Linked DNA regions of Mus musculus: region 1 is linked to region 2. A link is a loop called in an ENCODE intact Hi-C map of the cell type or tissue named here. Cell type or tissue: heart. All regions are shown on one strand. Each heading gives the region's core, and the rest is flanking DNA. Links, peaks and the distances in the headings are about the cores only.

Region 1 (9,601 bases), core at 819-8,818, 130 kb before region 2:
ACTTTTTAAAAAGAAAAAAAAAGATACCTATTTCATTTAGATATTTTTGAGACAGGGTGTTACTATGTAACACTGGCTACCTTGGAGCTCACCATGTAAACCAGGCTGGCCTCAGACTCATAAAGATCCACTTGCTTCTGTCTCTGCTGAGTGCTAGGATTACTGGGTATCTACCAGCACACCCGGTGAAGCAGGCTTTAGACTTCCTAAGTCAACTATAAAATTTAGAATGCTCACTCACACCACTGAAAGAACAGCAGAATGGCTCCTCACAGAGGGAGAAAATATGATGAAAACCTGCTTCATGAGCATGGTTGTATATTCATTTAATCCCAACACCCAGAGACAGAGGCAGAGGGAGCTACTGAGCCCCAGGCAGCCTAGGGTACATAGTGACACTGTCTTAAAGAAGAAAGAAGAGGGAAAAAAGAAAGAAGGAAGATGGAGGAGGAGGAGGAAAAGGGGGAGGAAGAGGGGAAGGAGCCGCTGCCACCACTAGCTGCCAGGGGGTGATGGCACATGACTTTAATCCCAGCCGGTCTCTGTGAGGTCAACCTAGACTACAGAGCTAGTTCTAAAATGTAAAATCTGAGGATGAGGAAAGAAGACAGCTAACATGTACTAACACCACTAGATAAAGCAGGTTTTGATGCCAGAGGCTCTAATTTCTAGGCTATAAAAGGTGACATTAGCAAAGGAAAAATAAGTTTAATGTATCCAACATGGCCTCAAAAATATATAAAGCAAAAGATTACAGAACTATGAGGAAAAAATGAAATATTTTCACATACTTACTTCAGTAACTGATAAAGTAGTAAGGCTATAAGAATCTTGAAAGGCATAGTTTTTAATCAGGAGATTTTCTTTTCAGTCACTTACAAAATGAGACTGGATGTGGTGGTATACACCTATAATCATTCCAAGCCAGCCTACATGAACCCAGCCTCAAAAAAATAAAGGACCAGCACAGCTACAAAGCAAAACACATTTCAAATCCCATTGCACTAAAAAGTAAATAATAAAATTACATATATAATTATATATAGTTGGGGGGGTACTGAGAATTTGACTTGGAGCCTTTTACGTGCTAAGCAAACATTCTACCACCCAGCTATATCCTGACTGTATGAACAGTTTTGTAACCAGGCATGTTGTGGATGCCTTCAATCTTAGTGAAGGCAAGCAGCTCTCTGAGTTCAAGACCAGCATGGTCTACATATTAAGTTCCAGGGTAGACAGAGATACACAGTGGGACCTGTCTCAAAACCAAACAAACAAAAAACAAACAAACAAAAAATTGTGTAAAGAGAATAGCCATTTATTGACAAAAATGTAAAATATTTAATATTGTTTGGGGGAAGCAATCCTTCCATCCAAGTATTAACCAGGCCTGACCCAGCTCAGCTTCTGAGATCAGACCAGTTCAGGGCAGTTTGGACACAGACTAAAGCAATTTTTTCTATGGGAAGTTCACAACAAAATTATATGTGATTATAGAATATATGAAATTCATGTTGGTAATCTTGAGGGGAGAAATACTAAGAATGCATACAATTACAGAAACAATTCAATACGCCATTGCAAGACACAAAATACAGAGAAACGTACACTCCTGCGAGATGTGAAGTGGAATACAGTCCAAGGCCCTGGTGAATCCCCAAGGCTAAAGAGAGCACAGCACCGTGACAGACACCGAGGATGACTGATTTCAGGACACACACACACACACACACACACACACACACACACACCCGTGCATACCAAAAGCCCATGGATGCTCAGGCTCATATCTAGCACAAGCAAATAACCTGAAAATACTTGTTATACAGTATTGTTTGGGGAATAATGGCAAAAAAAAAATCTGTAGAGATACAATTTTCTAGACTTTTCCACATGTATTTATTTTGTGATGGGGCTGGGGGAGTGCCAGTAGTCATGTGTGGAGGTCAGAGGTTAACCTGTGGGGGCTGGTTCTCTCCTTCCACCGCATGGGTCCCAGGGATCAAACTACACTCACCAACCAGGCTTGGGAGCAAATGACTTCCTTCCTAGCCCCAGATATCTATCTTTTTAAAAGAGCCTCTGCAAGAGCAGCAAGTACTCTTAAAGGCTGAGCCACCTCTCCAGCCCCTGTGAGGTAGAATAACTAATGCAAAGCAGGCTGTTAAAATGAAAGGCATACTGCTGAGTAGTGATGCACTCCCTGTGTCCCAGTGCTTGGGAGGCAGAGGCAGACAGAACTTGAGTTCGAGGCCAGCCTGGTCTACAAAGTGAGTTTCAGGACAGCCAGGGCTACACAGAGAAACCCTGTCTCGAAAAACCAGAGGGGGCAGGGGAAACATAGCTGGATGATTGTGTGGTGGCTGTGATGGTGGTGTACTTACTTACAAACCAGAGCACTCAGGAGGCAGAGGCAGAAAGATGTTGGGTTTGATACCAGGGATGGACTACATAGCAAGACGGTTCTAGTTTGTTTGTTTTTTTAACTGCTGTGATAAACACCATGACAAAAAGAAACTTGGGAACAAAACGGTTTATTTGGTTTATACCCTGTAACAGCACCTCATGAAAGGAAGCCGGGGCAGGAACTCAAGGTAGGAACCTGGAGGTGACAACTGAAACAGAGAACTTCTGCTTACTGGCTTGCTCAGTCTGTTTTCTTACACAGCCTAAGACCACCTGCCCAGAAATGGCACCACCCACATCAATCATCAAGAAAATGTTCCTCAGCCTTGTTGCATTGCTAGCGGGCAGTTCTCAACCTGTGACTCCTGACCCCTCTGGGGATTGAATGACCTTTTCACAGGGGTCACCTAAGTTTCACAGAAAACATGATTCATAATAGTAGCAAAATTATAGTCATGACTTAGCAACAAAAATAATTTTATGGTTGGTGGTCACCATAATAATATGAGGAAATCTATTAAATGATCAGACTGTTGAGAGAGAGAGAGAGAGAGAGAGAGAGAGAGAGAGAGAGAGATTTGAATATCCATAAGAAGTAGAAGATGGCAGGTAGTGGTGGCACATGCCGGTAGGATTTGCTGAAGGAGGCAAAGGCAGTTCGAGGCCAGCCTGGGATATACATTTTAAGCCGGGCATGGTGGTGCACGCCTTTAATCCCAGCACTCGGGAGGCAGAGGCAGGAGGATTTCTGAGTTCAAGGCCAGCCTGGTCTACAAAGTGAGTTCCAGGACAGCCAGGGCTATACAGAGAAACCCTGTCTCGGAAAAAGCACACCGTGGCTATGGTTTATTGGAAGGGCTGGGGTGCTCAGTAGTGAAGTGCTTGCCTAGCATGCCTGACGCCTTAACCAAGAGGATCTTGGGTAATCCAAACACTAAGAAATGGTAACAGTTTGAACTAATGAATAAGCCAGTTGTCCTTACCTATGCTGTATAGACATACTGAAATGTTGACATGCCATACTGTACTTCACTAAGAGCTCAATCCCAGGAATTCACATGTTGAAAGGGGAGAACCTTGAAGTTGCCCTCCGATCTCTACAGGCGCTCATAGCGTATGGATGACCACACCCCACCCCCACAACTCACACATAAATAAGTAAATAAATACATGTAAATAAATTAAAAAAAAGGGCTGGGGCTGTAGCTCAGTGGTACAGCTGTACTCTAGCATGCAAGAAGCCCTAGTTCAATTCCCAGTCTCAGTAATGCATTAAGTAAATAATAACTGCAACTGCATCAGTTGTTACAGTAAATGTTTGGTGGTTAGCCGGGTGTGGTGGCACACGCCTTTAATCCCAGCATTCAGGAGGCAGAGGCAGGTGGATTTCTGAGTTCGAGGCCAGCCTGGTCTACAAAGTGAGCTCCAAGACAACCAGGGCAATACAGAGAAACCCTGTCTCGAAAAACAAAAAAACAAAACAAAACAAAACAAACACCCCCCCCCACAGAAAAAATGTTTGGTGGGTGATAGGATTAATAACCAGAGTGTGTTTTTTATAAAACACTATAAACCAATGGAAGAAAAGCTATCCAACAGCGCAGGTACAGACTATGAAGAGAGCCTTGCAGGGTAAGAAAACTAACATTACTGCAGCAGATTTTAAAAAGCAATCAACTTCTTTAATGATGGCAACATAAATATATGTCAATAAGAATAAGGAGTTGCATTTCTCAACTTTTTGACAAACTTTCTAAGTCCCTTACCAGGAAATGTTGGCCAGGACATGAAAACAGGAAGTTATGCATGGTGGTAGGGTATGTGGGCACCGTCTCTGCTGAGCAGTTAAAGCCTGGGAAAGTTGAAGATACTCTATTCTAGAGCTGGTGAACAGCACAATGCGCTATGTATGTCTGTGATGTATATGTGGCATCCTGGCAGCAGGTTTGGATTCATTTCCCCCGAAGGATAATGAAATACTATATAGGGGTTAGAATGAATAGACCAGGTAGATAGACTTGTTTACACATACTGTATCCACCCAGATAACAAAAAGTTGCAACAGGATATGGGCTGAATAAATACAACTTATGTAAAACTTCAAGAATAGGAAAGCCAGTAGTGTGCACTGCCTGTGTATGCACACATGATACGCAATTCATAGACATATTGGGGGGGAGCACGTGACACTTCACGAATAAATGAGATGTCCTTGGCCTGGTGGTCTCCGTTTTTTTACTGAGAGCTTCATATTGCCCGGTTGCCTTCTAAGACAAGCTCCAACCCAGACACCCCCGGGGTTCTATGAAGTGAAAAAATTATTCTGGCTTTTCCTCTAGGTTCCAGTTGGGGTTCATTCATCCCTAACTGTAACCAGGACACCTGCTCAGACTTATTTTTCTTTTTTCATTCCATTCCCAAATCTTGGCAGCTCCTGCAAATTCAGTAAACGTGCGATTCACTGAACCTGTCCAGGAAAGAGGGTTCTCTCTCATGGTTGGAAAGAGTACAAGGGGGCGAAAACTGCAACTTGGGATCAGCAAGCCACTCCCGGCTCGGCCTCAGTTTCCTCCTAAGTAGCCCGTCTAGCCCCTTCCAACCCGTGCCCTCAAAGATTCCAGGAATTCTGTCCTTTCTGGCCGAAAACAACACTGAGGCTTTTCACAAAGCACTCCCACCCCCACCCCTCGCTCCCCTTGGATCCACAGCCCGCGTCCCTGGAACCCGGGCTGCACTGCGCTGGTCACATGAACTCCGGCTTTCTGTGGTGTGACGGCTCTCTCCGATCCCTTTGTGAGCGCAGGTTTTGAAAGCCAACGACCGGGTTCTGGGTTTGAGACGCGCAGGCGGCCGCGGGCGGAAGGCTGTCGGAGCCCATCGGCCCGCCTCCAGACCCAGCGCGCCGCGCGCCCGGGATTCCGCTCCGCCGCCTCCGCCGCCGCCGCTGCCCGCCGCTGCCCGCCGCGGCCTGGCCCGAGGGCGCCGGGCCGCCAAGACGCCAGGTGAGCCGCGAGGGACCGGGAGCCGCGACGGGCTCAGGGCGTGTCCGGCGCCGAGGCGGCCCGCGCCTCACTGTTCGCTCCTACCGGCTGTAGATGGAGCTGTCTGGGTTCCGGCCGCCTCCGACGAGCCTCCGAGCGCTCCTCTTGAAACGCCTGAGAGGGACATGCCTCCCAGGATGCAGTTTGTAGCAACATGGCAGCTGCGGTGCAGCTCCCCTGCTGAAGAGGCGCCGGGACGGCCGCGCAGCTCGCAGCCGGGACCCGGGCCGCAGCCGGGGTCGCAGCGTCGGCCGCTCGGGGCGGGCGAGCGCGCCGGGGGCGGCCGCAGAGCGCTGGGGCCCAGCTCGCCGCCCGGGCGCAGCCCGCACAGCCGCGCTCCGACGCCGCCACCGCCGCCACCGCCGCCCGCGCCCGCCCGCCGAGCACAGCCCCGAGCAGGCCGGGGCCCGACGGCCGCGCAGCCCCGGCGGGTGAGGCCAGGCCGCGCCGCACTGCCAGCCCGCCCACGGCGCCGGGCCTGCGTGGGGCTGCGCGCGGCGGCGGCGGCGGCGGCGGGGACTCGCACGGCGCGGGCCGGGCGGCGCGGGGCCATGGCCGAGGCGGCCCCGGCTCGGGGGAGGGCAGCCCGCGCGCGCACGGACGCGCGGCCTCGGGGCCCCGGGGACAGCCTGCGTGCTCCGGGCTCGGTGGCCCGGCCTGGGGTCTCGGTAAGGGCCGGGCGCGGCGACGTTAGCGGGGAGGGGGCGCCCTGGCGGGCTCGCGCGCCCCCTGGGGGGGAGGACGGCCGGGGCGGGCGGGAGCGGCGGCCGTCCGTGCGAGGCTGCGCGGCCGCACGGCTCCCGGACACGCGGCCCGAGGTGGGGCGCGGGCGGCGCGCTCGCTCCCTGGCTGCGGAGCCGGCGCTGCGTCCGTCGGGGTGGCCAGCGGCACGTTTTCCGCAGAGCTCGGCCCCGCGGAACGGCTCCCGGCCTGGGCGCGGTGCTGACGCGGCTCTCCCATTTCGCAGAGCGGAGACACTGAGGCACGGACACCCGGCGGCGACCTGCCCTGCCTGCCCCAAGGTCACGTAGCGAGTCGGCCCGGGCTAGGTGCCCGCAGTCCCGTAGAGGCCTGCCCAGCGTGCCGCGGGCCTGGACGGGGAGGGGTGGCGCTGGCGGCGGCTTCGCCAGGGTGGGCGGCCTGGGCTAGCCGAGCACTGGCTGCGGCCCGTCGGGGGAGGAGGGGAAGGCCGGGCAGCGCCCAGCCCAGCGACTCCGGTGTGGGGAGCAGTGTGATCCATAGCCTCTGCGTCAGGAGCACCCCGAGTCAAACTTGGGGTACGGATAAATGGGGTCTGGCGAATGAGAGCCTAAGAGGTTGATGTTCTTCCGAGGGCCATTCAATAATTAAACGCCCTCCCACCCAACGTGCTCTCTGAGGCACCCTGGCTGTGCTAGGCGGGTTTGCTGCATGGGAGTCCGTGCCTTTGAACCTGTTTCCATGTATACTGGAAGAGATAGGATAGATGGCTTCCTAAAAACCTCGCAGTTCTTAAAATAACAATAACAAAACACCTGGGAAATAAAATGAAGATTTTTTTTTAAACATTCTTACCTCTGGGCTTAGGTCTTCATGGCATGTAATTCTGAGTGAACCATCCTGGGTCATGTAAGAAAATGGCACAGCTTTTGTAAAAAGTCAGATGTGTGTCGTTATGCATGTTTCTAGTATGTTGGCATGGATCCTGGAGCCCCTAATCATTTACCACACAAGGGTGGGGAGGAAAGAGAGACAGGTAGAAGCTGTGAAATGTGGCGCAGAGGAATTCTAACGTTCCTCTCCTGCTAGCAGGTAGCAGCTTGAGAATTTGAGCTTATTCGATTTAGCTGTCTTTGCTTGAGGGTAAGGTCAAGCCACAGGTTTGCTGGAGCTGATGACATTGTATCAGGACTTGGGGGGGGGGGGGGCTATACCTTATGACCCTTCACCCCTTTCCAGTATTCCAAATCCCTAAATGGAGAAGGAAAAAAAAACCATTTTCCTTTGAGCTCTGTCTGATTCAGGTGGTTAGTAAAGATGTCTTGTCCTGCTGGCTTTTTTTTTTTTTCTTGTCCCAGGTAAAACTCTGTTTGGCACCTAACCTGCCCTCCAGGTATTCTTTTCCCTCTTCCCACTAATTATAAGCAGATCCCCTAGTCCTCCCTCAGGCAGACTGCCTTAATATGCCCATTGTGTTGGCTCTTGGTTCCTTTAGCTGTGTGGTTGAGGCTTCCACCTAAGGGGGCTGTCTAGTATGCTACCAACTTAATAGTGAAGGGTTGAGAGTAAAGGGGTCTTTGAACTCTTTCAGGGTTTGCAGAATTTTGTATTTGTATGTATTTTGAGACCTCATAATTTGCATTAGGTTTCCTATGGGGCTCTTGGCACTACCATAAACTGTATGTCTTTAAGGGATAGGGCCCTGCATCCCAACATGAATGCCTGTAGTAAGCCTCCCATAGGTGTTTTTAATCACCAAGCCTTTGACTCAGGACTCAAACCTATCAGCTGCCTCTGTCTATAATTGAGGCCTAGAGGTCACCTACACTCTCTGGAGTCTGTGTTACCTGAGGCAAGGTAGATAGAACCTCTCCTATTTTCAGTGTTTTCATAGGCTAAATGTGGCTAATAATTCTAGTAGTAGAATTTCATCAGGTTTTGTGAGGCTTAAATGAGATAATCCTTGAAAATGCTTAACACAGTTTATGGCACATAATAAATCCTACATATTTACTCTGCTAATGAGCCCCCGTATAACAGAGTATTGCTCATGCTTTCTCAAAGGTCTTTCCTGGACCAGGACTCAAAATCTCCAGTCCTAGCCTTAAAAGTAGGATGCTGCTTTTCTGAGTCACCTGTATGTGAATCAATGAACAAACTAAGAAAAATAGCTATGGAAGGTATGAAGTGGGTTTAGATAATTCTCTGATAGATGACAAAAGGAACCTCATACCTCATAACCTTGATACCTATCTTTCTCAGTAGGCATTTACTGAGCACACACAATAAGACTGAACATAAGGCTTATGCTAATTTCCGAGTGAAGAAAACAAGTTTTAATTACCTTCCTTACAGAGCACTCATAGAGAGCATAGAAGCTGAACAGATTCCTTGAAGGAATATTATGAAGAAAAGAACAAAAATTGTCATGGAAAAATTCCGCTCAGATCCAGTAAAGGTATTGAATGGCTAGGAAAATGAACTGGGTACTGACAGAAGAGTGTGGCGTCACCTCCATGGTGGTTTAAGATTTTAACATAGATATCAAGATGGGGACCAGAGTGCCAAAAGAAAACACATCTTTCTTCTGCTTCTAGTCCCCAACACTCTTGTCATACTCAAAACTAGGTTAATGTCTCATGGCGTCAATCACCACAGGCCTTTCTTCCTAGTCCCTACCTCAAGAACCACAATGAGGGAGCCCAGCCCAGCAATGTACACCTGTCCCAGTGAACCATCTACCTAGGAGACCTGGGCTCCTGAGGAGGCTGAATTGCCGGTGTTAGCCGTCACCATGTCTCACTGTCCGTTACTAGTAACAAAAGCCAGTTGCAGTACCCCAAGTCCATCCAGCCTTTGCAGACCTTTGCAGACACACGAAGGCAGGAGTCACGTGAGCAGGCTATAGAGAGCAGGGCAGCAATAGGTATTAACAGAGCCACCAGCTGAGCGTTCTGATTTCTTCTCAGTCCCCTTCACCTCCTACACGCCATTCATCACTTTTGAAATGTAGGGGAAATATGGCTCTGTAGAAAACAGAAGGTAGCGTAACCATCTTTTATGTGTTGTTCCTAATAGAGTATCATCGATGTCTAGATCAGTGACACTTTTGGAAGAGATTTGCTCTTTTGGAATGTGTCTTCTTGCTTCCAAAACTGAGAACCTTTTAGTGTGAACGCTTGTCTCTTGGATTGTTTTGCCATCTGGAGACTGTGACCTTCAATCCTGTCTTTCCTTCTCTCCTTGAACACAGGTCCAGCAGCTGGACATGGAGGACGATCGCTCGTCACCACTGTCATTCTCCAGTGTCCCACACGAAGAGTCTGTGCGTCAGGCCCCTGCTCGACTCCCTAGAGAAACTGTGTTCCCTTCTTGCATTCTTCCTCCAAAAGAAGTTCCTCCTTTGTCTCCCACTGCCTCCCGGCAAGGTGTCTTGCCCCAGACTGACAGTACTA
Region 2 (9,601 bases), core at 869-8,868:
TTATTGATGCTAACACAAATCTTTATTTTATAGTAGTGACCCACGGATATACTACAAACATGAGTTTCACAAAAATCTCTCCAGAGACTGTGTCTGGAAATGCTTCAAATTCCACAGGTAAAGTTGAGAAATAACATTTTTAGGATAAAATGTGTTGACCCACGCAGAGTATGATATTGCATTGGAAGGAATTTTAAAGTATGCTCAACATTTTAACACATCCTCTAGTTTCCTATTCCAGACAGCTCTTCCTCTGTATCAATCTATCAAAAATGTAATGTTTTTTTTTAATCTATACTGTATCATTATATATAGATATCTGCTACTAGAAAACGGATAAAGTATTAATAAAGGATTTTGAGCATAGCCTTTCCCCAGCTCACTACCCCAGTCCCATTTTGGGGAAGGTTTTCCCTTTTCTTTTTTGAGACAAGGTCTTGCTATACATCTGTAGCTGTCCTGGAACACACAATATAGAGCAGACAGATCTTGAACTCAGAGTGATCCATCTGTTCTGCCTCCCAAATTCTGGGATTAAAGACACAGCCATCATGACTAGCTAAATTAAAACTCAGTTAGTTGTTCATACTAGCTTCATTTCAAGCCTTGACAGTCCTTGTAATTAGGGACAACTACAACGAATGAGGCAGAATATCTCGGTCCTCTCCATGGGTTCTAATGGGCGAACAATAATACCCAGAAAAAGACACTAAAGTCTTTTTCTGCTAAATAAATGCTATATTTGAATATTCTATAATAATGAGTTTTGATTGTCAATTTTTAAATCTACCTGAAGCTATGTAATTAGCCTCAAACTAGTTTAAAGATGTCATTTCAAGATGGAGAACTGAATCTTTTTCCATTATAAGTAGAGAAATACATTGGACCTCTAGCTACAATACACTTCTTAGCCAAGCTTCTTTTAATTGTATTGTTTTGACAATTGTTCTCATATCCTTTTATAGTTCAGCATTTGCATAGACATCTTTTGCTGTATTTACTATAAGCCAGAAGGCTGGATTTTTCCTGTCCTGGCAATCTTTGCCTTTTAACTCAATTATATTTATTGTAACTGACTTTCTAGTCTTTAGCAATCATCCTAGAAATTATAAAAAGTATATGTACAAAGGCCACTAGACTTCTTAACTCCAATCTCTTCTCCTGAGCTTCTACATCAATGCTGTCATGTAGTTTAATTACTTGTCATTAACTCAACAAATTACTGTCCTATTCAACCAGGCATTTAATCCTAGCACTTGGGAGGCAGAGCCAGGAAGATCTCTGTGAGTTCAAGGCCAGCCTGGTCTACATATTGAATTCCTGGACAGCCAGAGTTATGTAGTGAAGCCCTGACTCATTCTTACAGTTTCTCTATAAGAGAAACCCTGTCTCAAAAAACCAAAACCAAAAGGAACCCAAGAAATGAAGAGAGTTGTGAAGCCAACTTTGAGAACATTTGTTTAACAATCACATTTGATGTTTATGAAATCTTTCAAAGGACTTATTTTTTTCTTCTTCGAGACAGGGTTTCTCTGTATAGCCCTAGCTATCCTGGAACTCACGCTGTAGACCAGGCTGGCCTCGAACTCAGAAATCTGCCTGCCTCTGCCCCTCCCAAGTGCTGGGATTAAAGGCGTGTGCCACCACCGCCCAGCCTCTGTTCATATTTTAAGAGTTCCCACTTTCTGTTTTTTGGGTTTTTAAGTATTGTTTATACTACTTTTGAACTGTTGCATAAAATGATGGGTTTATGATTTACTATAAATTTCAAATATTATTTACACAGCTTTTCTCAGTATTTTTTATTTTTTTATTTTTAGTTGTTATTACCAGGACATGTATGTGGCCAAGCAAAACAGAATCTTCAACAGAAGAGATGTGTGAGAATACAAATATTTTCAAAATATGTTCAAAAACAGTTGAAATAAATTCTACAATGTCAGGACGATTAAGTTCAAGTGTAGTCTGAGATCTTGGTGGACCTTTCCTGCTTCCTCTCAGTGAGCTCTGTTGGTGATCACTAGGCTGGGCACGGCCAGGAAAGGAGTGGGTTGGCTTTCTCACTTCACTTTAGTGCTAATAGGAACCTACCTAGAGAAAACACTTATTTTACAGGCTGCATCTGGGTCTCAAGGGAGCCAGGTGCAGAAACACCATAAGCACCAGAGTCATGTTTTCTGTGAAGTGGTAACTCCTTGAGAAGAAACACAGAAAATCCTCCAGTCCATCCATTCTAATTAGTTCTTACCCACTTCCTAGAATAAGCATAGTGAATTTCAATCAAGGCAAAACTCTCAACACAAATTTTACTGCATCTCTTTTTCACGAAAAGATCTCAGGATTCCCAAAGTATTTCTGGACCCAAAAAGCCAAGATGCACAACGATAGGCCGCCCACTGGTACTGTCCAGGAGTCTGGAAATGAGACACTTCTAGGGGTCTGGACAGTGTTTGTTTTCTCTGCCAGTTAAAGAATTAAAAGGCGGGAAAAACTCAAGCCCCCCAGGTACCATCAAAAAAAAAAAAAAAAAAATCTCAAACACTACTGACAGAATCCACAGTTGAAGAAAAGTGTTTCCTGGGAGTGAGGAAACACATATGCAGCAGACAGAGAAAAAGATATTCTGCAAAGCAGGGGAGGGGGAACTCAGGAAGCTACCAGATCTGGGAGGCTGGAGCTTCATCCTCTAATTTAGAGCTGTTCAGGTGAAGATGGCTGATTGCTCATAGTTGTTGTGCAATAGGCCATGAACTTGTAGAGCTAGTCCATCAGCAGGGGACCTGCTGGTGGGAGACAAAAGACTAAAAAGCCTTTGCTTTAAGCTGCCAGTCTTGCCTCAAGTCAGGAGCATCAGGAAGATAATGTCCATCTTGGAAATCTGTCTGCCTAGCCAAGGCCTCTCTCCCTATCTGCTTACCCTGCAGGGGGTCTGTTTAACTCCTGGTCTCTTATTTACACCTGGATGCACAAGTAGGATTGCTCCAAGTTCAGAGCCAGCCTGGTCTACCTAACTGGTTCCAGGCAGCCAGGGCACAAAGTAAGACCTTATTTTGAAAGATTAAAAAACAAAAACTAAACAAAACAAAAAGACAAGAAAAATACTTATGCCTGTAATATCTGCAAGTTGGGAGTCAGAGGTAGGAGTTTACAGTCATTCTCAGATAGGCTAGGCTGGGGCACATGAGAGTTTGCCTCAAAGCACAACCACTACCAAACAAACCCCAGCAGAATGACTTACACCTGTAAACTTAGCACTGGGGAGGCTGAGTCGGGAAGATTGTCATCAGCTTAAGGACAGCCTGTGAGGCTCTGTCTCAACAGTGAAAAGCCAGTTCAGGTCCATCTATCCTATTTTCCTATGTTAACCTCTACTGTGACACAGTATGAGGAGACTGGAGCCAGAAAAAAAAAAACGTAAAAATGCTTACAAGGAACTCAACATTCTCAATTCAAGTTAAGGAGACAAAGGCCTAGAGAAGTGAGCATAGACTGCCTTCCGAAGACCATGCACTGAATATATAGATAGATGAACGCTGAGTTACGGAAGATATTCCTCAAACCAATTTTCAGTGTCTTCACATTCTCTGAAAAGAGAGACAGCTGGAAGAGGCGGTAAGCGGATAACAATGCGCACCCACAGTTTTGTAAAAACAAAACAAAACAAAAAACAAGCAAGCAAACAAACAAAAACAGCAAATACACCAGTCCCCAAGGAGAGAAGGCTTCAACCTGTGGCTGCAAACTCAGTACAGATAGCTATGGCAGAACATGGCAACCGGAGCAGAGCCCCACTGGTCGGAGAGAAGCCCTAAGTCCTGGGGTCTTCCGTAGCTGAGCTCAAAGGCAACAACCCAAACCCAGGGTTTTATCCCGCGCCTTCACTCCAACTCAGAAAACGAGTCCCTAGTTGGCACGAAGCAGGAAAATATGTGGGCGCAGTCACAAACAATTCAAAAAGCCTCGCAGAAGTTTCTGCGGAAAGACGCAGAGCATCCGGGCTCTGAGCCTGACGCAGAAGGACCCAGGGAGCAAGCGAGCGGGCGGGCGGGCGGAGGGCGAGGGTACCGGGAGGGAAGTCAGCATCCGCCGGCGCCAACGGCCGCGGAGGAAACCAAGCCTGCGACCGAGCGCCTCAAGCCCCGCCCCGGGCAGGGCGCTGTCTCCCCCAAGGCCCTCCCGAGCCGGCCGGAGCACCTTACCCGAGTAGGCGTCGACTCCGCCATGGTCGCAGTCGCCCCACAACACCGACTGGCGGGATACTGCTCGAACTGTACGCCGCTCCGCCAGACGTCCTCACCCTCCTGGAAGCCGCCGCCGCCGCCGCCGCCGCCGTGTTGATACAAGGTGCATTCTGGGAGCGCTCCCCACCCCCAAGAAGAGCGGCAGCGGCTCCTCCTACCGCGCGGTATTTCTGTTGCGCCACTGTGCTCCTGGAAGGGGAACAGCAGCCTGGAAATTCAGTCATTGAGTGTGGGGTGTAAGCGTAAGGATTCTCAAAATCAAGAGCATTTTCTGAATTTGAGTCCTGCACTCCGCGAAATGCTTTAAGAGATTCAAATATGTGCAAGTTTAAAAAGGCGCGGGAAGGAGAGAGAGAGAGAGAAAGGCGTAGGGAGGAGAGCGTGGGGACTAGTAGAAAAGGAGGCTAATGGGGGTGGATGTGAACACCATACGTTCTGGACTTGCATGCAATTGTCAAAAATAAAAATAATTTTTAAAAAATGTGTACAAATGTGTACACCCTTTTCTGTGAGGGAAGAACACAGCTGAAGCTAAAGAAAAGGTGAATTCTCATAGGCAAGTGATTTTCTTCCATGCTCACCTATGACTTGGCTTTTTCTGGTCAATCCATTATAGAGTGTTAATTATGGTAATCACTTGCATTGCAGAATTCAAGATAGCCTTAATCACAAATAATTAACCTAGTCCTCACCGGGCAGTGATGGCTCATGCCTTTAATCCCAGCACTTGCGAGGCAGAGGTGGATGGGTTTCTGAGTTCGAGGCCAGCCTGGTCTACAGAGTGAGTGCCAGGGCTAGAAACCCTGTCTCAAAAAAACTAAATAAATAACCTAGTCCTCATGCCAGGGTGCCAGGGTATTAGAGGCAATGTGTTCTGCATTCTGGCTTGGAAACATCTGGCCACATCATTACCACCCCAGCGCTCAGGTGTTTGAGGCCAGCCTCAGCTATATAGTGAGTTTTTGACTAGCCAGAAATATCTAAAGAGACATTGATCCAAACAACACCCCCAAACCCAGTACTTGCAGTACTCAAATGCCTCATTTCCATTACATTGTCCTGGACATGCTGAGTGAGAATGACATGAGTTTCCACTAAGTGTGAATAGCTTCCTCTAAGAATTCAAGTACTCTCACTAGACTGGTCCCTTCTTCATTTTTCTGCAAATGATCCCTGTCTACACTGACTACAACTAACAACTTTCTCTAGAACCCAAGCCGATGGCCTGCTGAAAAAAAAAATTCTCAGCATCTGTTTTAACAGGCACTTAAAAACCTACATTTATATTAAAATAATAATAATTTTTTTAAAAGCGCTGACTCATTTAAGCCCCCCACAGCAGTCTGGGTGTGTCTGTGCCTTCATTTTATCTTTGTTTGTTGCCTTTGTTTGGATCAAATTCCTGCTTGACTCCATAACCGTGTCAATCAGTTGAGTGTGTCTACTTGTCCCATCTCATCCCCTTTCAAGCTGAAGGCAGAGGTAAGTCATTGTCCTGAACCAGCAGTCACCTTGAATCCCTGGAAGAGCAGAGTGTAAAGGATAGATCATGTCTCAGATAAGGGCAATTATCCTTGTGTGTGAAGCTGTACCCTGGAGCAGACCTCATCTTGTAAGAACCAGATGGATCCTCTTAAGCAATTCAATGGCAGCAAGAAGGACTTCTAATCACTTCACAGAATCAGAACTGGGACAGCGATCATCTAGACCATTTATTGACCAAGACAGCTTAATTACGTGACAAGGACTAGCCTCAGCTTGGAGAGGTGTTCTGAGTGGAGGAGTGTCTGGGAACAGTGAAACAAATGACTCAAAGTCAAATTGTGGGTCCAAGCTGACGGCCTATGTTCTGCTGTGGATGGCTTTCCAGACCTCTCTATGTGTTCAAGACAGCTTTTCAGAACACTCCCTGTGTTCTTCTCTGCTTGAGACAGCTTTTTCTTGCTAGTCTAAAAACTCTCTGGATAGCTCATCACTTGCAGATCAAAAACCCAGTTTTTTATTTACCTATCAATTCAGTCGCTCCCTTTTTATTATCCCATGAATCGGCATCCAATGACCCCAGCCCCTCAATTCTTCTAGAAAGAGAGAGCAAGCACAAGCACAGACAATAAGATATCTGGGTGGGACCCAGAACTCTGCCTTGAAACTTCCATCCCTACTAATAGGCCAAATCTTTTAAGTTTAGACCTCATTTTAGAGAACCTGATCTAAGTTTAAGTTCAGGTAAACTAACAGGCTCTTCTCTAGCATTAGTTTCCAAGTTGCCCCTCCAACAAAACCGGAGCCCAGCTCCTGTCTCTAGGCTAATCCCCAACAAGACCAGCATCTCCAAGTTATTCCCCCAACAAACCTGCACCCCCAGGTTACACCCCCTGCCTAACAATGACCAGTGCAGAGGGGGGCAGAAATTAAGCTTATGATATGACTCCCAGCACCAGCCAATTATGTTAAAGGCTACAGCAGCTTTCCAACTAGATACTTGCACACTTACCCCCTGCTTGTTGCTTACTATAAAGCCTTGCCTTGATAGATATTCGTGAAGGCAGTGTGCTGACGGAGGGGGGGGGGAAGCTAGCGCAAATAAAGACCTTGCTGTGAGTTACATCAGATCAGCTCCTGACTATTTTTGGGGGGATCACTAACATTTCCCTTGCACTACCACTCCTGGGTCTGAACCTAGATTTTCTTTGTCCCAGACTGACCTTGAACTCAGGAATCTACCTACCTTTGTATCTGCTTGTCTTTGTGACTTTCTGACAAGATGGCTCATAGTGCAGCTGACTCTGTTCCTTTAGATCTGTGAAGATCCTTATATAATTCATATTGCATCCTATGTTTTGCATAGTTGAGGTATTATATATTTTTGTGCTCATGTTTTCAGCATTTTCCCCACAGCCTTAAGGGCTGTCCTGAAAGTCAGTGTTCTACTGTTGTAACCCCCAAATTACTGGTACTAGAGAGACTTCAGTGTTTTAGAGACAGTTTGCCTCTGTGTTCCCCATCAGAGACTCCCATCCTCCCTCCCCCTCCCCTAGTGTTAGAATGGCACTCAACACTCCTCCTGATAAGCAGCAAAACTCCTGGAGACCTTAGAGAAATAACAAGCTCAAGGGAGACCGTAGAAAACAAGATAGACAGAGGTCAGGTCACAGACAGACTGGCCATAAAATTAGTCCTTGAACAGATACCCACCCTCTACTCCCCTTTCCTGTAAATATTCACACTATTCTTATGAATATAAATCCAGTGTTTTCTGGAAACAGGGTTGCTTCCCAGCATTCACACAGTGAGTGCTAGGTGGATGAACCAAGTTCGAACTTGAAAATAAAGGACTCTTTTTCGAATTGCAGCAGACTTTGCAATTCTTGGGTTTCCTGTGAACTCGAGGCACAACACTACCATTTTGCTGAGACAGACACACCCTCACCTCCCGGACTTGTGCTATCTCTGATTATCATGGAATCATTAACCTTGCAGAGAAGCCAGTCCTCTAGGGAGGAAGGTGAAACATATGTACACTATTATGCAAACCAACCTGATGCCCACAGCAACCATTAACACTCATGGAGGCCTATGCCCTGCTGCCTCTGTACTGTCCCCTACATGGCCATGCTGGACTCGGCAATTATGTATGTTTTCTTACCCCTTGTTCCAATTTTATATAAGCCAAAAAATTCTGTTAGTAACCCCAAAACAGAGTTAATTCACTGGACCCCTTAATCTTTTTCCCAGCTTGGCCACATTAATTACCTCTCTTCTCTTTGCTTTTCTTATTTCTTTAAAAATTCTCTCTCTCTCTCTCTCTCTCTCTCTCTCTCTCTCTCTCTCTCTCTCTCTCTCTCTCGTGTGTGTGTGTGTGTGTGTGTGTGTGTGACATGTCTTTAACCCTAACACTTGGGAGGCAGAGGCAGGTGGATCTCTTAGTTCCAGACCAGCCATAACTATATAGTGAAACCCAGTCTCAAAAAGAATAAATTATTTTTTTTTAAAAAAGGCACAAATGCTGGAGAGAGACACCAGCACCCACATGGTGGCTCATAACTACCTGGTATTCCAGTTCCAGGGGATCTGACATCCTCTTCTGGCCTCTGAGGGCTCCTACATATAAACTCATGCAGGCACACAAACATACACATAAAGACAAACATATAGACAGTGTGTGTGATGGTTTGTATATTCTTGGGCCAGGGAGTGGCACCATTTGGAGGTGTGGCCGTGTTGGAGTAGGTGTGTCACTGTGGGTGTGGGCATAAGATCCTCACCCTCGTTGCCTGAAAGTCAGTCTTCCACTAGCAACCTTTGGATGAAGATATAGAACTCTCAGCTCTGCATGCGCCATGCCTGCCTGGATACGGCCATGCTCCCACCTTGATGGTAATGGACTGAACCTCTGAACCTGTAAGTCAGTCCCAATTAAATGTTGTTTTTATAAGACTTGCCTTGGTCACGGTGTCTGCTCCCAGCAGTAAAACCCTGACTAGGACAGTGTGGCTCATGCTCTCTCTGGAGTTGCTACCTTTATCTTCCCACTGAGAATGTGAAGCCGTTCCTGTGAAGTGCTTTGTGAAAGTTGTGTGGCTGGCATGGAGCAAACACTGAGAAACAAAATATGTGGTTTCTGATTTGCTTTTATATTTGGAAGAGCAAAGCCTTGTACTGCAAGGAACTCACCAAGAAAAATGTCTCTCAGAAGCTCTGTCTGCTAAAAACAAACAAACAAACAAACAAACAAAAAAAACCTTTGAATGTGGCTTGCAGTCACTACAAGCAGTGGCACTATTAGTGAAGTAAGGAACATGCACACTGTTGGGATTTGTGTCCTCTCAGCTCTGTGTCTGTAGAGTATGAATGTAGACTTGGATATTACCAACAGAGAAGACTGTGCAGCCCAGACAAAAATTAATTTTTAGAAGAATAGTTTTTGACTATGCTGCAAGATGGCAGCCACCTGGGGAGTAGTTGTGATAACCTGCAGCCACGAATACCTCTTTGTTGTGTGGTGGCTGTGGTGTCCTTGAACTCCTAATCTCCATGCCTCTGCCTCTTGAGGGCTGGGAGTACATGAATGCACCTCTAGATAATATAATTTTAAGTTTAAAATAATGCTTTTAATAACTCTATCCTTTACATTTTCTGTTTTGTGCATGGTTGTAGCACTGGCATATGTATGTGGTTATACCTCTGCCTAGACTTTTTTTTTTTTTTTTTTTTAAATTCTGAAACAGGGTCTCTCTTCATAGTCCTGGCTATTCCAGAACACACTCCACGGACCAGGCTGGCTTTAAACTTGCAGAGATCCTCCTGCCTCTGCCTCCTGATTGCTAAGGTTAAAAGTGGCTGTCACCACACCCAGCAGA

The links. Hi-C counts contacts between places; a loop is a spot of excess contacts. Peaks named below come from ENCODE experiments on the same cell type or tissue, not always from the same donor. Only the 100,000 strongest peaks of a DNase experiment are listed, where the experiment ranks them.
Region 1: a loop joins it to region 2, with 14 times the contacts of the local background. A loop is called at or near these places in 2 of 42 quality-filtered maps.

The regions. Positions count from the first base shown.
Region 1 is chr6:48,044,500-48,054,100 of GRCm38, reverse strand. It overlaps Zfp777 (zinc finger protein 777), which reads left to right and starts at 5,987. Exons shown (of 6, transcript NM_001081382.1): 1 at 5,987-6,115; 2 at 9,400-9,601. The coding sequence starts at 5,999. In heart, for the core only: a CTCF peak has its summit at 5,513; DNase peaks (open chromatin) are centred at 5,540 and 6,190; H3K4me3 peaks cover 2,612 bases; H3K27ac peaks cover 2,181 bases; H3K27me3 peaks cover 403 bases.
Region 2 is chr6:47,915,348-47,924,948 of GRCm38, reverse strand. It overlaps Zfp212 (Zinc finger protein 212), which reads right to left and starts at 4,381. Exons shown (of 5, transcript NM_145576.2): 1 at 4,200-4,381. The coding sequence starts at 4,223. It overlaps Gm52899 (a long non-coding RNA gene), which reads left to right. Exons shown (of 3, transcript XR_003956427.1): 2 at 34-117; 3 at 1,821-2,507. In heart, for the core only: CTCF peaks have their summits at 4,219 and 4,421; a DNase peak (open chromatin) is centred at 4,258; H3K4me3 peaks cover 2,165 bases; H3K27ac peaks cover 1,407 bases.